Linked DNA regions of Homo sapiens: region 2 is linked to region 1. A link is an interaction called in ENCODE POLR2A ChIA-PET data of the cell type or tissue named here. Cell type or tissue: PC-3. All regions are shown on one strand.

The links. Peaks named below come from ENCODE experiments on the same cell type or tissue, not always from the same donor. Only the 100,000 strongest peaks of a DNase experiment are listed, where the experiment ranks them.
Region 2: POLR2A ChIA-PET joins it to region 1 with 8 read pairs; 3 of 35 experiments call an interaction of 5 or more read pairs at or near these places.

What each region holds. Positions count from the first base shown.
Region 1 is chr1:232,206,126-232,214,125 of GRCh38, reverse strand. No RefSeq gene overlaps it. Among named protein-coding and RNA genes, the nearest start is that of DISC1-IT1, 280 kb to the right of the region's middle. In PC-3, a CTCF peak has its summit at 2,786; a DNase peak (open chromatin) is centred at 4,505; H3K27ac peaks cover 1,284 bases.
Region 2 is chr1:232,301,965-232,309,964 of GRCh38, reverse strand. It overlaps LOC101929902 (a long non-coding RNA gene), which reads left to right. Exons shown (of 3, transcript XR_001738524.2): 3 at 5,615-8,000. Among named protein-coding and RNA genes, the nearest start is that of SIPA1L2, 320 kb to the left of the region's middle. In PC-3, CTCF peaks have their summits at 3,420 and 3,624; a DNase peak (open chromatin) is centred at 4,714.

The DNA of each region.
Region 1 (8,000 bases):
TGCCAGCTGGCCATAGGGTGACCCAGCTCCTGCCTCTGCTTTCTTAGATCGCTGACCTTGCTGCCATTTGCATTCTTCCTAGAAGTAGAGTCTGAGATGGAGATTAGTGTATAATCAGTTTATTGAGGAGGTCCCTTAGGCTCAAGGCTTGTGGAAAAAGTGAAGGAAGCAGGACTGGACAGAGAGAGAAGTTGTTCTGTGATGAGACCCAGGTGTTCTGAGATACAAAACAGACTTTACCAAGCCCTATGGGGATTTCCGAAGCTGGGCTGTCTCTTCAGAAATGTCCTGAGTTGGGTTGAGTTGGGACCTTTATATCCTTACACTGACCACTTGTTGAAGGTAGGCTTCTTTGAGAAGAGAACATGGCCTTGAGAAAGGTGGTTCTGAACTTTGGCAGAGGGCAATTTCTAAAGATAGCTGATATCTGAAGAATTTCATCTGGTAACACTCCCAGCAGCTAAGAGGTAAGTCCTTCATTGCTGAATGGAGATCTCAGTGTACAGCAGCAAGCACCCCCTGGCTACCAACATGAGGTGTTTGCAAGAGGTTTCACAGACAGAAGATACGTCACTATTCTCCTGTATTAGTTGCTAAGCAAGAATGTAGGCACTGGCAACTGGTAGATGTGGGGATTGCCAGTGGCTCCCGGGGGTTCCCTGAAAATTATTCGCTTGTGCTGCAGTTAGCTAAGATCATCTAGGATGGCCTCTTATGACCACTCCACTTTTGGATTCACTGAAAGCCCCCAGGGGCCTTCTCAATCTTCAATCTTCCAACATATCCAATGGTTATATGAACCTCTAAGTCCTCATATTAAGTTCCTCCTAGTGAAAATACCTAAAATGGTTTCTATTTTTCCAAACTAACACTTACTGGTACAGTTGTATCATCAAGAGTTATACCCCAAAGTAAGAACATGGGAGCACTTCTCAATAATCTCCAGTAATGACTTCTCAATAATCTCCAGTAATGACTTCTCAATAATCTCCAGTAAGAACATGGGAGCACTTCTCAATAGTCTCCAGTAATCAGTTAATAGAGGTCTTACAAATACTGCCCATTTATTTTTGATGCAGTGATAGGTATTGAATGCTAGGCTCAGCTAGCTAAAAATGCATTTAGAAATTTTAAAGAGATAATTATATAGAAGTGTTGACCATAGGTGAACAATGCTTAGATGGTGAGGGGAAGGTTACTAGTATCAGATAATTCAAAACTTGTGAGTTTGCATGGCTATACCGGCTTCCAGCAATCACTGAGGTTTGAAATTGGCCCTGAAAGGAAAACAGCTGAGAGAGACAAAAAAAGTTTAAACATCTTCAAATGTAGCACATGGACCACTCATTATCTGACAACTGCCTGCCTCCTCAAACTTTTTTCCTTGTGCTCCTTTGTCTCAACTTTATGTTCCAGCAATTCCAAGCTGCTTGCAGTGCTTCTGCATATGTCAAACTTTCTCCCATCTGTTTTTTTTTTTTTTTCGCCCAAGCTGTCACCTTTGCCATAACAAACCTCTCCTCTATTCACTCTTTAAAACTTAGTTTGGATATCAGTAAAAATGACAGAATAAGATCTTCTGAAAATCTCATCCTTTATAAAAGCAATGAGAATACTGGCAAAAAATGGTAGGAATTCCCACTTCCAGAACTCTGGAACTTAACAAAACACTTGCAGCAACCCAGGGAACATTTCTCAAGAAAAAGAGCTGAATCTCAGTAAGAACAGTGAGCTTTGTGTTGCTCTAATTTGCCCTATTCCTTATTATCCTCCCTCCCCAGCTGCACAATAATTTTGAAAACAAAAGCTCTCAATCAGGTGAAAAACAGGAGCCTGGCAGCCACTGGAGGGGACAAAATAGGGTCAGTCTAAACATTAAGTAGCTTGTCAGCCAAAGAGACTGGGGATTTAGGCAGGGACCAGACCCTAAAAGACTTTACGTGTCCCAGTATAGACTTTTCATCTTATCCTGAAAGTAATGGGGAGTCCTGCAAAGATTTTCAGCCTCAAAACTCCATTCCCAGATAATTGCTATTATTTGACCTGTTTTGGTGGTTCCTTAGGAAGCTGTTTTTGACGCAATTCAGAGTTTTTTCCAGTTTCTTTTCTTTCCTTTCTGCAGAAAGGAAGTTTATTGGGGAGCATCCTTAATTTGGATGAATATAGGGGACTATGTTCACAGGAATGAGAAATGTGGTGAGGTAGGAATTTAATTTTGTTTTTTTGTTTTGTTTTTTTTGAGACAGAGTCTCACTTTGTCGCCTAGGCTGGAGTGCGGTGGTGCAATCTTGGCTCACTACAATCTCCACCTTCTGGGTTCAAGCGGTTCTCTTGCCTCAGCCTCCCAGGTAGCTGGGATTACAGGCACCTGCCACCAAACCCGGCTAATTTTTTTATTTTATTTTATTTCTTTATTTTTTTTTTCTTGAGTAGAGATGGGGTTTTACCATGTTGGCCACGCTGGTCTCAAACTCCTGACCTCAAGTGATCTCCCCACCTCAGCCTCCCAAAGTGCAGGGATTACAGACACAAGCCAGCACACCTCTGCTGGGATTTACTCTTAATGCATTCACAACAAAGGCCTCAGCTAATCCTCAGGGACCTGGAGGACCCTTCAGAGTTGTCCTGCCTTAAGGCCCAATGCCAATTCTTCATACCAAGTGCCAGTTCTTTATATCCTCCTCATCAAGCAGTCATTGGATGCTCACTGTCCCTTGGGAGAAGACCCGACCTCCTCCATCTAACAGCAGCTCAGCCAACAAATGAGTGCCTCAGCCCTAGAGGCAGAGCTGGGCAGTGCACCCCAGCATTCAGCATCCTGCTGGGTTCCCATGTGGCTTGGCCCATGCTGCTCTCTCAGTGAGTGACCCCCTGAGAGGAGGGAGGAAGAGAGGCAACCTATGAGGGCAGACAATTGTGATTGCTACCTTGAGTCTTCTCCCTGCTAAGTGTATGGCTTGGATCGGAATTTATCTTCTTTAGGCCTGTTTCTCCACCCATGGCAAATGATATTCCTACTTAAACACTGAACACGTCGCTGGTATTCTGAGATAACCTGGAAATGGGGGTCAAAGTTGGATGGACTACTTCCAGGAAGGAAATCCAGTGCCTATGATTGCTGGGAAGGCCAACCACACTGTGCTTCTCCTCCTAACCTCCCCAGGACCTCCCACATTTCTTGTTTTTTTTTTTTGTTTGTTTTTTTGTTTTTTCCATTTTTCTTTTCTTGTCTTTTTGTTTGTTTTTGTGGGTTTTTGTTGGTTTGTTTGTTTTTGAGACAGGGTCTTGCTCTGCCCTGGCTGGAGTGCATTGGCATGAAGTGCACTGGCATGATCTCAGCTAACTGTAACCTCCGCCTCCCGGGCTCAAGTGATTCTCCTGCCTCAGACTCCCGAGTATCTGGGATTACAGGTGCCCACCACCACACCTGGCTAATTTTTTGTATTTTTGGTAGAGACAGGGTTTCGCCATGTTGGCCAGGCTGGTCTCAAACTGGATCTCCCACATTTCTGCTGCAAAAGTAGAAATAAGGTCTAGTAGCCTCTTCAGAGTACTGAGAAGTTGGTCTAATTTGTTTTGAGTTCCCTGGACCCTGATTAGCATTTTGCATCAGGCAGACATTCATTTTGTTCTGTTTTTCTTTCTGACTTTGGCCAATGAGAACTCTTAATGAAAGAAAATTATGTCATTCTTTATCCTGGTATCAAACTGTACATGCATTAGTGACTTGGTAAAAAGAAAAAAAATGAGTCAATAGTCTGCAGTAAATCACTATAAGTGTCATGGAGAAATCTAAGAATCAGAGACATACAGAATCTTGAGTGATGTGATTCAAACCCCTACATTCAAACAAATGGATTCCCAAAGTCTGGAGGGAGAAAACTTATCAGAATCTCAGGGGGAAGGTGAGGCTCATGTAGTTTGAAAAAGTCTATCCACTTTCTACCCGTAGGAAAATTTTGTACAAAATTATTGTCTCTTGGGGATATGCAGAAAATAGTGTGAGAGAGTGTTTTAGGGGACAAAGGTTAAAAATAAGTTTTAGAAGTAGCTTTGGGAACAAATGGCAGTATGATAATGTTACTCATGAGAAGTTTTATCTCTATCAGCTATTTGGCCATAAAATTACACAATGGATCATTACAATGCCTTTAAGTGAAGGAATGCAGCCACCCGCTGCTACAAAAGAAAATTCCAAAAACAGTGAGCATAATACTAAGGAGTTTTCTCAAAACTAAGGATGACAAAATGAAAATGGGCTCTGAAGTACATTTGAGTTTTCATCTTAAATTAAAATCACCTAGATTTTTTGACAATTCCCATTGGCCCTCGACATACCACTGAAGGAGGTGAATCACTGTCATCTCTAATGATGCCCAAACTTTACAGCTGATGACCAAGGAATAGAATAAATAGCTCCATTCAGAAGGACAGATTCCCCTCAGGTGGGTAAAAAGATGGCATCGTTCCTAAGACCATCATCTGAAGTTCTCTGACTCAATTACAGTCTCACTCTGAATCAGTTGCGGTGACTGACAGTGCCCAACGATGCCAGTACTCACATTCCAAGCTGCACGGTAAAGAGAAACTGCAGATGAAAGCACATTTACTCACATTTCCAGCAGCAGGATTTCTCAAGGTTTGTCAGCTTTGAATATAAATGCAGAATATTTCCTTGGTGTCAGCAGCAGCTCCAGACTGGATTTCAGGAGCAATTAATAGTCCACAGATTAACCCTTTACTTGCAGACAGGAACATGAAAATAATTCCCATTGTTGTGTATTTACTCAGTGTGGGTTATGGGGGGAAGAAATATAAGCATACACACACACACACATACATCTATAATATATACATATAGGTACACTCACATGAATTTCATTACTATCTCTTAATGAAACGTATCGTTTTGTACCTACAAAAATATTTCTTGCTAATTTTTTGACAAGCTACCTGAATAGATTTTATGTTGTCAAATGCACATTAACATCACTGGAACCAAGTTTAATTCCTTAGTTTTTCTTTCCAGAAGCTGGGCTGATATTTAACAGGCTGTCTCATGACCTAGAACAGGAGTCCACATCCTCAGCTTGCAGGCCAAGTCCAGCCCATCACTTGTTCTTGTATGGCCTGTGTACACTTTTAAGTGATTGAAGAAAAATCAAAGAACAGCAATAGTTTGTGACTCTTGAAAATTGTATGACATCCAAATTTTAGGTTCCACAAAAAAGTTTTATTGGCACACAGCTACACCTTTTTTTTTTTTTTTTTTTTTTTTGAGATGGGGTCTCACTCTGTCACCCAGGCTGGAGTGCAGTGGCATGAACATGGCTCACTGCAGCCTCGACCTCCCGGGCTCAAGAGATCCTCCTGCTGCAGCCTGCCAAGTAGCTGGTACTACAGGCGTGCACCACCATGCCCAGCTAATTTTTGTATTTTTTTTGTAGAGATGGGGTTTTGCCATGTTGCCCAGGCTGGCCTTGAACTCCTAGGCTCAAGCGATCCACCCAACTCAGCCTCCCAAAGTGCTGGGATTACAGATATGAGACATTGTGCCCGTCCCCACTATTGATTTATGGATTGTCTATGGCTGATTTCTTCCTGAAAGGGCAGAGTTGAGCAGTTGCAACAGAGATCATACAGCCCAGGAAGCCTAAAATATTTACTCTCTGGTTCTTTACAGAAAAAGTTTGCCAACTTCAGGACTAGAGCTAGTTGTTCTGGGGCCTCTTTGGGTTGGTTACTGCCCTGCTTAAGATAAGAGTAAACAGATGGTCCCCGACTTAGAATCATTCAACTTATGATTTTTCAACTTTATGATGGTGCAAAAATGAAACTCACTCAGTAGAAATGATACTTTGAATTTAAAATTTTGAGCATTTCCCTAGTGATATGCAGTATAATACTCTCTTGCAATGTTGGGCAGCAACAGTGAGCCACAGGTCCCCATCATCCATGCTATCACAAGGGCAAACAACTGATACTCTACAGTGTACTGTGTTCCCGTGTTTTTTGGACTATTGTGTTTTTAATTTTCGCATCCCATCATGTCTGCAAAACATCCATCTATATCTGGGGAGAAGAAAAAGCAGAAGCAATTACTCTTGAGCCAAAACTCCAAATAATTGCCCAGTTTGGAGACAGCAAGCCAGCAATGGCCATCTTACGTGAGTTAGGACTTTAGAAAGCCACGACCATCTTAAGGAATAACAAGCAAATTTGTGATGCAGTGGAACCATCAGCATCAGTCAAATCTACTGTTACCACAAAGAAAAGAGCTGGGCTGATTGACGATTTGGAAAAATTACTTGTCACGTGAGTGGAAGACCAGATACAGACGCACATACTGCTTAGCCTACCGATGATCCAGTCTAAGGCAAGAACTCTTTTCAATACACTAAAAGAGCATTCCTATGATCTTTCCCATATGCAAATGCTTATAGCAAGTCATGGGCAGGTTCCAGCACTTCAAAAGGCATCATAATTTTCATAATGTGAAGTTCAGCCGTGAGGCAGCAACTGCCAATACTGAAGGTCCTTAAGTATTTAAGAACAAGCTCCATAGGATAATTGTGGATGAGAAATGTTTGCCAGAATAAATATTTAATGTCAATAAAATGAGCTTGCTCTGGAAGCGTATGCTGGTGCATATGTATATTAACAGGCCAAGACAATGCCAGGATTCAAGGCATTCAAATACCCTGGAATGCTGCTTTTGGGTCAAAATGTTGCAGGGTTCAAATTAAAGCCTTCCTAATCTGCCACTTAGGGAACTCCAGAGCATTTGAGAATGTGAACAAGCATCCATTTCCTGTTTATTACTGCCATCACAAGAAAGCCTGGATGACATCAGCATTGTTTAAAGACTGGGGTTTGAAGTGTTTTATTCTGCAGGCAAGAGAGTATTGTAGGCAAAGCAACATCTCATTCAAGATTGCTCTGATCTTAGACAATGCTCCAGGTCCTCCATAGCTTATCCGGTGACATCCATCTTGATGTAAAGGTTGTATATTTGCCACCTCTGAACATAGCCGCACTCATTCAACCCATGGACCAAGGCACAATAGCTGTGTTCTAAGCATGCTACTTACAACCAATATTTGCAAAGGCTGTTAAAGAGACTGAATCTGACCGAACGCTCTGAGAGTTTTGGAAAGGTTTTAACATTCTAAATACTGCATGAAACATTGCTCCAGCATGAGAAGCCATCACACAACAATGCATGAATGGCATTTGGAGGAAAGTTTTGAAGACGTGTGTAAACGCATTCAAAGGCTTTAACAAAGATTCTGCTCTTGATGAAATAGTAACTAACAATATTAGTGCTTGGGGAACAGCCAGAATTGGAGGCTGATGAAGAGGATATTCGTGAGCTTGTCAGTGATGAAGAGGATATTCGTGAGCTTGTCAGCATTGGGACTGAAGAGCTTCCCAAGGAGAAACTGATCAGACTGAGGAAGAAAGAAAGAATGAAATTGAGGCAGAGGAAAAGTAAGTTACACCTGACGCACCAAGAAAGTTTACAGCAAAGAAACTGGTGGAGGCATTGGCTACTCTCAGCAGTGGCTTATGAATGGTAGAAGAAATGGACGTCCATTACCAGAGATTCTCAAGTGCTGACAGGCAGATGCAGGATGCTCTTGCTTGCTATAGAGAAACATATAAAGAAAAGAAGAAACGAACTGCACAGTTAAAACTTATCTTCCTGAAGAGCTCTATGCTTGCCAAACCATCAACAAGTGTCAATGCCCCACTGTCTTCTAGCAGCTATTCTCAAGCCTCAGCATGAGAGAGAGAAATGTGATGACCCTGTAACTGTAGCATCCCCATTATCCAGCAATTAATTTTAGTTCAATGCATAAAACCCTCTTCACACCCAGTGTGCTTTAGGCTGTGTACATTAATGGTGAGTACCCAAACAACGATTTTGTTTTTCATTTTTCTGTACAGTATTCAATAAATTACATGAGATATTCAATACTTATATTTATAAAACAGGC
Region 2 (8,000 bases), 96 kb before region 1:
TGTATTCCTTGTATCAACCTATTTTAGCAAAGCTCATAGTGTTATGTGCCTCCATAGTGAATAAAAAACACATGCTCCACAAAATTCAGTCTTTGAAGAATATCTAAATAACACTAAGGGTCTTATTTACATATGACTTAAGAAAGTAATAACTGTTTAGAATGTGGGCAGAATGAGGGCAGGAATTTCTATTTTTGCCCTCTTTGTATCTTCTGTGTTTAGAACAGTTCCTGGTAGAGTAAAAGTACTCAATGAATATTTTTTAAATGAATGAATGAATGGTCTAGCTTTTATGGGGTAGCCTCATGAAAAATACTCTGTGTTGTGTGCACTGATGCAGAAGCCCGAGCTCTGGTGTTAAATCTCACTTCTGCTACTTACTCCGCTGTGGGCCCTGGCATGAGGCCCTTGGTCTCTCTAAAATTCACTATATTCATTTAACGAATGACTCTTGTGTTAGATCATAAACTCTGTGAAGCTAGAGACTGGACCTGACTTGTTTCCCACTGATTTGTTCCCTACCTAACACTGCCTAGCATAACACCTGGAATACAGAAAGGGAGAAAGTAAATTATCTCTTGAGAGAATTAACTCATTTTGGTCATCTTAGTAATGTTTTATGAGGACTAAATGAGAATAGCTAAATGTAAGTGTTTTAGAACCGTATGATGAATTTAGATGAAAAGGGAGGATCTTGTATCAAACTACCTTTCTTGTAGACAACAGTGATAAATGTTTGGAAAACCTTTTAAAATAGTTATTGGAAGGCATTGGAGAGCAAACAAAAGCAGTCAAAAGCTGGAGGGGATGTCATATTTGAAAGGAGGAATTGCAGGTGAGGAGGAGGAGGGGAAACAGTCCCGAAAGGTGGAGGCATTTGGAGGACACCACACGCTAAGAGGAGGCCAGTGTGGTGGGAAAGGGGAGGGAAGCTGAGATATGAGACTGTGTAGGCCAAGAGGAGTTTCCCAGTCTTTATCCCAGGTGCCAAGGAAAGCCACCAAGACGTTTAAGCAGCTGTGAATGGCAGTAGGGGTGTTTCCTGTTTTGAAAATATCTCCTGGCTGCAGCTTGGAAAAGTGCTCTGATGCAGGGTTTGTTGAGCCAGCTGATTGAGCAGCCTACACAGCGGGATGTATCTTGCCTTCCTTCTCTATCGCTGCATGACACATTACCATACAATAACACTCACTGCTCTCTCACAGTTTCCATAGGTTAGAAGTCTGAGCACAGCATAGCTGGGTTCTCTACTTGGGTGTCTCCAGGCTGAAGTCAATGTGTTGGCCAGGCTGTATTCTCATCTGGAGCTCAGTTCATCTTCTAAGCTTATTCAGGTTGTTGGAAGAGTTCGGTTCCTTGTAGTTGTAGGACTGAGGTCCCTGCTTTCTTGCTGACTATTGGCCAGGACTTGCTCTCAGCTCCTAGAGGCCACCCTCAGCTCCCAGCCACATAGCCTTCTCAAAACATGACAGCTGACTTTTTCAAAGTTAGCTGGAGAATCTTTCCCTAGTCTGCTAGGAAAGAATCTTAGAGAAGGTGATGTATTTTCCTAGGTCTAGACCAAGGGGAGGGGAGTACACAGAGGGTGAACAGCAGGGTGTGGAAAGCCTGAGAACCACCCTAGAATCTGTCTGCCATCATTTCAACATGGTATACGTTTAACTATTTCCAGCGCCCAGATCTGCCTTAGGGGTGAGACCACTGATAATGAAACCCTTTGGTACCCTGTTCTTTTCAGTAAGCCCTTTGGATGGAGTCCTGTACAGGTTACCTGCAGCCAAGCAGATGTCCTTCTTTCTTAGTGGTACATTTCCCTGTAGAGTAATGAGCTATGACCACATGGGTTGGTTTTTTTGGGGGGAAGGCAGCATTCATGACAATAGTTTACTTTATACAATTGGCTCCTCATCACTTTGGCAAAATTTAACCTTTAGTTTGCAAAGAAGCCACTCTAGCTGAACATAGGGGATTAAAATACTTGTTTTTGAATTTGTGTATATGGATAAAGTTCTAAAAAATACAATGCTGTGCCAAAAATGGCGGTACTTGAAAAAGTTACAATAGCTGGCCTCTGTTTTTATAATGTAATTTCAACTGGATTTCCTTTGGCCAGCCTGAGTATGTTTTAGCTTACTTAAACTCAGATTGCTCTGCATTTTCTCCCAAAGAGATGTCCCTGCTGCAGTCTTCCTGGCGTTCTATTTGATTAAGACACTTTCGAGGTTGCTGTTCCTTTGACTTTTACTGATGTGAGAGCAATTAAAAGAAAATTGACTGACTCACCTTCCACCTCATCTTTCTTTGACTTGTTTGCTTCTATTTTCCATTCCATTTATTATTAATAGAGTGCTTATTTTCATAGCTTCTGCATATTTCACAAAACCAAATAAACAGCTCTTCCTCTTGGAAGAGGGGAAGGGTGCCGGTTGCCATTAAACCAGTGGTCACTCACTTCCCAGCTGGTTATGCATCCCCCTTGTCCTTTGGGACTTGATCCGGGAGGAAGCCAAGAGTAGTGTGAGGGGGAGGAATCAGAGGAACAGAAGGAGGTGACACAGGAGAGGGAAAAGCTGCCAGCCAAGCCTGGGCATGGAAGGGGATTGGGTGGGAGAGGGGGTCTCCTTTAGTCATTCAAGCAGAGCACCCCAAACAACCCTGACAATGGTGCAATGTTCAAGGTTACAACTCTCCCTTGGTTAGCTCTGGGGGATTAACTCCAATCTCCTGGGAACTCTCAATTTGCAAGCTTTTTTTTTTTTTTTTTTTTTTTTTTTTTTTTTTTTTTCAAAAGAAGGGCCTGGCAACAGGGCTTCCTTTGACATAGGAGAACTGGAAATGTTTCTTTTTTCCTCTAAGTTGTAAGGAACAAAAGGGAACAACATCATTAACTATACACTACCTAGACATGCCCAAATCGTGTATGTTTGTGAATTTTCAGTAATGCCTGTTGCCTTCCCCACTCCCCACTCACCCCATTGCTGTCTTCCAAACACATAATGCGGCCCGAAACATTTGAAAGACAAAGCTGCAGTGGTGTATGTTGACCCTGGCCCTTGATGCCTCCACAGAGTTCTCTGAAGTAAACATGTGAGCTGAGAAGCCTTCTTCCATGGGCTATAAATCTCTGTAAGTGCTGCTGGTTCTAGTCTCCGGTCTCTGCTGGAAGCCACAGCTGCGGGGGAGACACTTCCCAACTTTCACTGCTTGGGAAGGGTCAGAGATCCCCCCTGGAGCTGCCTCTTCCCTGTGACCCTGACAAATGGCAAATGGCACTTTCTCTAGGCAGCAACCTGCCTCCAACTTTCTCACCAATACCTGGAGACTTCCTTCCTCAGGCTGACAGCCAAGTGGCCCGCCGGACCCGCCTGGCTGCCAAGTGGGAGCAAACACAGGATGTTATTTCTGTTCTTAGAAGACCAGGTTCACACACCACAGCCAGGAGTGTGGGAAGGGAGAGGAAGGGCCTCCTCTCTGGCATCCAGTGCTGGCCCCAGTGGAAGTACTGTTTTCGTAGTGGGAATGAATGGGTTGGTCTGAGGCCCTGGGCTCCTACCCAGTCCTCTAAAGAAGAGAAGGCAGCCCTAGGGCATTTGCCAGACCTCAGGGAAGTGCTCGCTTAGTCCACAGGGAGGTGCTGAGGCTCAGCTTGCTTGGGGCCAGATCCACCCAAATATCCCAAGGCAAGCAAATCCTCAACAATCTTAAAATATAAACCCATAAATAAAGTTCTATTGGCAGCCTGCTCCATTAAAAATAAAAATACTCTGGGAATGACTTTTCAAGGCAAATGCTGGAAAAAGAGCTTCTAAAGGAACAGAGCAGAGGGGAGAATCAGGCAGTGCCTAGCTCTAGACCTGGCTGCAGGCTTAACTCCGTGCGTCTCAGATTTACGCTGCCCAGTTTGATGTCTTCTGGAAGCAGGAAACAAGTTGGAAGGGTGCTGGGCTTGGGAGTCAAAGGTGGATTGTGGGAAAGTCAGTTTATTTCATTTTATTTTTTTCAAATTTTATTTTAGATTCAGGGGGTACATGTACAGGTTGTTAGGAAAGTATATTGCTTGACGCTGAGGTGTGAAGTACAATTGAACCCCTCACATAGGTAGTGAGCATAATACCAGATAGGTAGGTTTTTCACCCTTGACACCCTCCTTCTCTCCCCTCTAGGAGTCCCCAGTATCTATTGTTGCCATCTTTATATCCACGTGTACCCAATGTTTAGCTCCCACTTATAAGTGAGAACATGTGGTATTTGGTTTTCTATGTCTGCATTAATTCGCTTAGGTTAATGGCCTCCAGCTGTATCCATGTTGCTGCAAAGGACATGATTTTATTCTTTTTATGGCTATGTACTATTCCATGGTACTATTCCACGATTTCTTTATGCAATCCAACACTGATGGGCACTTGCTATTCGTCTTTGCTATTGTGAATAGTGCTGCAATGAACATATGGATGCGTGTGTCTTTTTAGTAGAACAATTTATTGGGAAAGTGAGTTTAATCTTTTGTTCAACAAGCATGTATTCAGCACTTCTGTACGCTGTCATAAAGAAGGAATATAAAAATAAAGATAATAGGATCCCTGCCCCATGTGGCCCACATTCTAGGCGGTAGAAAATAAATAGGTAAACAAATGAGACACTTTAGAGCAATGAGTCTCATGGAGAGCTTAAAGAGAGCAGGCCCCGTGGCAGAGAGCCAATCTGAGCAAGGGAACTTTAAGCATATACCTGGGCTTTAAGAGGAAGTCAGCCACAGGAAAAAGGAGTGACACATTCAAACACTCGAGCTGGAAACCAAGGGCTCACTAGGTGAAGACTCAATTTCCTCACCTGTACAGGATATCACTGAGGCTCTCATAAAGAGTGAAAGTACATTTTGTGCTGCCTTGCTAATGTCTAAGAACTTGCTCAATGGCACAGCTCCCATTCCAGGGCTAAATTCTGGTGGTGCTTGATTTCCACAACAAGAACTCACACAATGGTCTAATTCCCCCTTTGAACCGCTCCTAGCCAAGTCTTCCAGTTCTCTGTTTTTCCCACCTTGTTAGCTTAAGAGACTTCACATGTGCCTGCCAATAGCTTCTGTACCTGATATTGTTCTCTTGAGCTCCCTTGAACCCAAAGCATAAAGAGAAAGGTGTGTGTGCACACGTTCTTGACCACACATACTTCTCTGTGTATTAACCCAGGTTTAATTTATGTCATGTGCATATACCAATGTGCAGAACATCTTTGAGAGTCTCTTCTATAAACACCCATGGAATTATTTACTTTGGTCTCAGTTCCTTTTTTGCAGCAGATTACCACCTAAGAGATCCAGGCTGTGTGTTGGTCATGCCTACATTTAAGAATTTCCAGAGATGGCTTCCCCAGCAGTCTTGGTTGCTGCCCTCCTAGGACCAATTTACCTTCTAGGCAAGATGCTCTTCCTTCCATTGGAGCCCCCTCTTCCTGCAACTCATTTTCTCATCCCCATTTCTTGTCCTCCCTGGAGATAGAGAGCAAATGGACAGCTCCTCTTCATAAGAGTCCTTGGTGGAATCCATGACTAGGTTGCCCTTGAGATGCTTTTTTTCCAAACTAAACAGCTCTATTCACCTTTGTCTTCCCCCAGGGGACTCTAAAGAACAGCACAGCCAAGCAGAAAGGAACAGCAGGAAGAGGCCCCTGCAGCGATCAGAGATGGATAGCAAACAGGGCAACCCCCACCAAAATGCCAGCAGCCCCAGGCTCTACAGCCCCACACTGGGCCATCTCCTCACACAGGCTCGGCCTCTGAAACCAGCAACATCCAGAACAGCAGTAGCATTTGTCTAGCTTTGCCTCTGGGTCAGGCACTTCCATGTCATTCTCACAACAGCACTGTGCAATAGACATCATGATCCCCATTTTGCAGATGAGGGAACTGAAGTTGGGATAGGGAAGATGACTTTCCCAGGGCACCTGGTACAGCTGAAATTTGAACTCAGATCTGATTCTAAAGTCAGCTCCACAACTGAACAATTTAAAGCAATGGTTGGCCATCTGCTATTTGGAAAGAGTCTTTTCCTTCTAGGTTCTGTATGTTGAGCAACTTTTGATAAGGAAGAAGATGTCAATACTAGAAGCTTAAATATAATGGGAAAGAACTCCGGAATAAGGATAAGAGATGCCATTCATGGAGGATCTTGCTGGGACCAAGAACTTTATCTGCATTATCTCATTAATACTCATGATGTCCCTACAAGGTAGACATTGCTATCCCCATTTTAAAGATTAAAAAAATCAAGGCTTCCATTAGTGAAGTAACTTGACAAGTTCAAGGGCTTCCATTCCTGCTCTGGAGGGTCCTGCCTCCAAAACTCTCAGTCACTACCCTTAATGCATGAAAGGTCATTTCAGATGGAAATGTATCACTCGAGACACACTTTGTCATCATAGTCCAAATGACACATACCTAGTCTGTAAAGATTTGCTGATCATGCATTAGCCTTTAATGCCACATGTACAAAGAGAAAAATTAGCATGAACAGACAGCGCTAGTTACAAATAAAAGGATCATGAGTCACCATACTTCTCAATCTCTGATACTCCCTGAATGATAAAATACAAGTCTTGTAGTGAACCTAGGAAGTTTGTCATTTTACCTTGTCATGATATACTACAGCAAAAATGTGCCAGACCAGGGAGCAGATCTGACTAGAGTCCCGGCTTTGACACCGACTAACCGTGTGAACACAGCTAAGTTGTATCACTTTGCCAAACACTGGTTTCTTCTTGGATAAGACTGATGTAGTAATTATTACATCACGCTATTAAATGTGTCATATTATTGCCTAATAATAATAATTTCTATCTTGGTATGAATGCCCACTGCTTTACTCTTCTGAGGAGATAAGTCAGAGATTATTATAAAGATCAGGTCATTTCTATCTTGGTAGGAATGACCACTGCTTTCCTCTTCTGAGGAGATAAGTCAGAGATGATTATAAAGATCAGGTGATGTCATATATGTGAAAACATCTTATAAGCTCTTATAAGAGGCATGATTATGAGGATGGTGATGAAACTGTCATAGCCATTGTCTCACCATTGTCACTCCAAGCCGACTTCCCTGAGAAGCTGTGAAATTGAGGCCCCAGCAGGGGCCAGACAAGAGCCCCAGACAGCAGCTGTCTCAAAGAACAGAGCCTCAAATGGGACTTGCTGACTGCAATTCTAAACCTATTTCCCTTTGAAGTTAAGTGTATGTTCTTTTCAGGTAAACACTGTATGAACAATTTAGGATGGTTTCTAATGCATCTACCCTCGGTCAAAATCAGGTAATAATGAAAAATGTATTCCACTTGTGGCTTGGCCCCATTTCTGTTTTTCCTGTTTCCTCTCCCTTCCTCCCCCATACTTGCCTTCCACATGTTGGTCCATCTGTTCTAGGTAGGGTGAGCCTGCTAGTCAGAGAGCATGTTTTTTTCAGCTTTCTGGCACATATGCATGGAACCATCAGAGAATGGAGAAATAACCAGGCCCAGATCATGTTGCAAGAAACACAAGTGACACTGCAGTCCATGAACTCACCTATGGTGTGTGACGTTCTGCTTCTCACACTGAGCATGGATGGAGGGCTGGGTGCTGGGCGTGTGCACACCTGCTATGGGAGCATTCATAGCCCCTGAGGCCAGAGAGACCTGGGTTACAATCCTGACCCTCTGCAAATTAGCTTTGGGATATAGCTACGTAATTTCCTTGGCTTCTGTTTCCTTCTTTCTGTGTGATGAAACCTGGCTTTTCCAATTGTTCAGATAATTTAGTGAGATAACAAATGCAAAGTGCCTGGCAGTAATTGTTCTGAATGGGTACTTCCCTCCTCTAAACCCTCTACATGAAGCTGCCCTTGGTAGAAATGCGCACTGCTTTCCTCTTCTGAGGAGGTAAGTCATGTACGGTCTTCATTCAGGTCTTCGACATACCTGCCACTATAAGAACACAGCAGATTGGGTCATCATACAACGTAGATATGTATC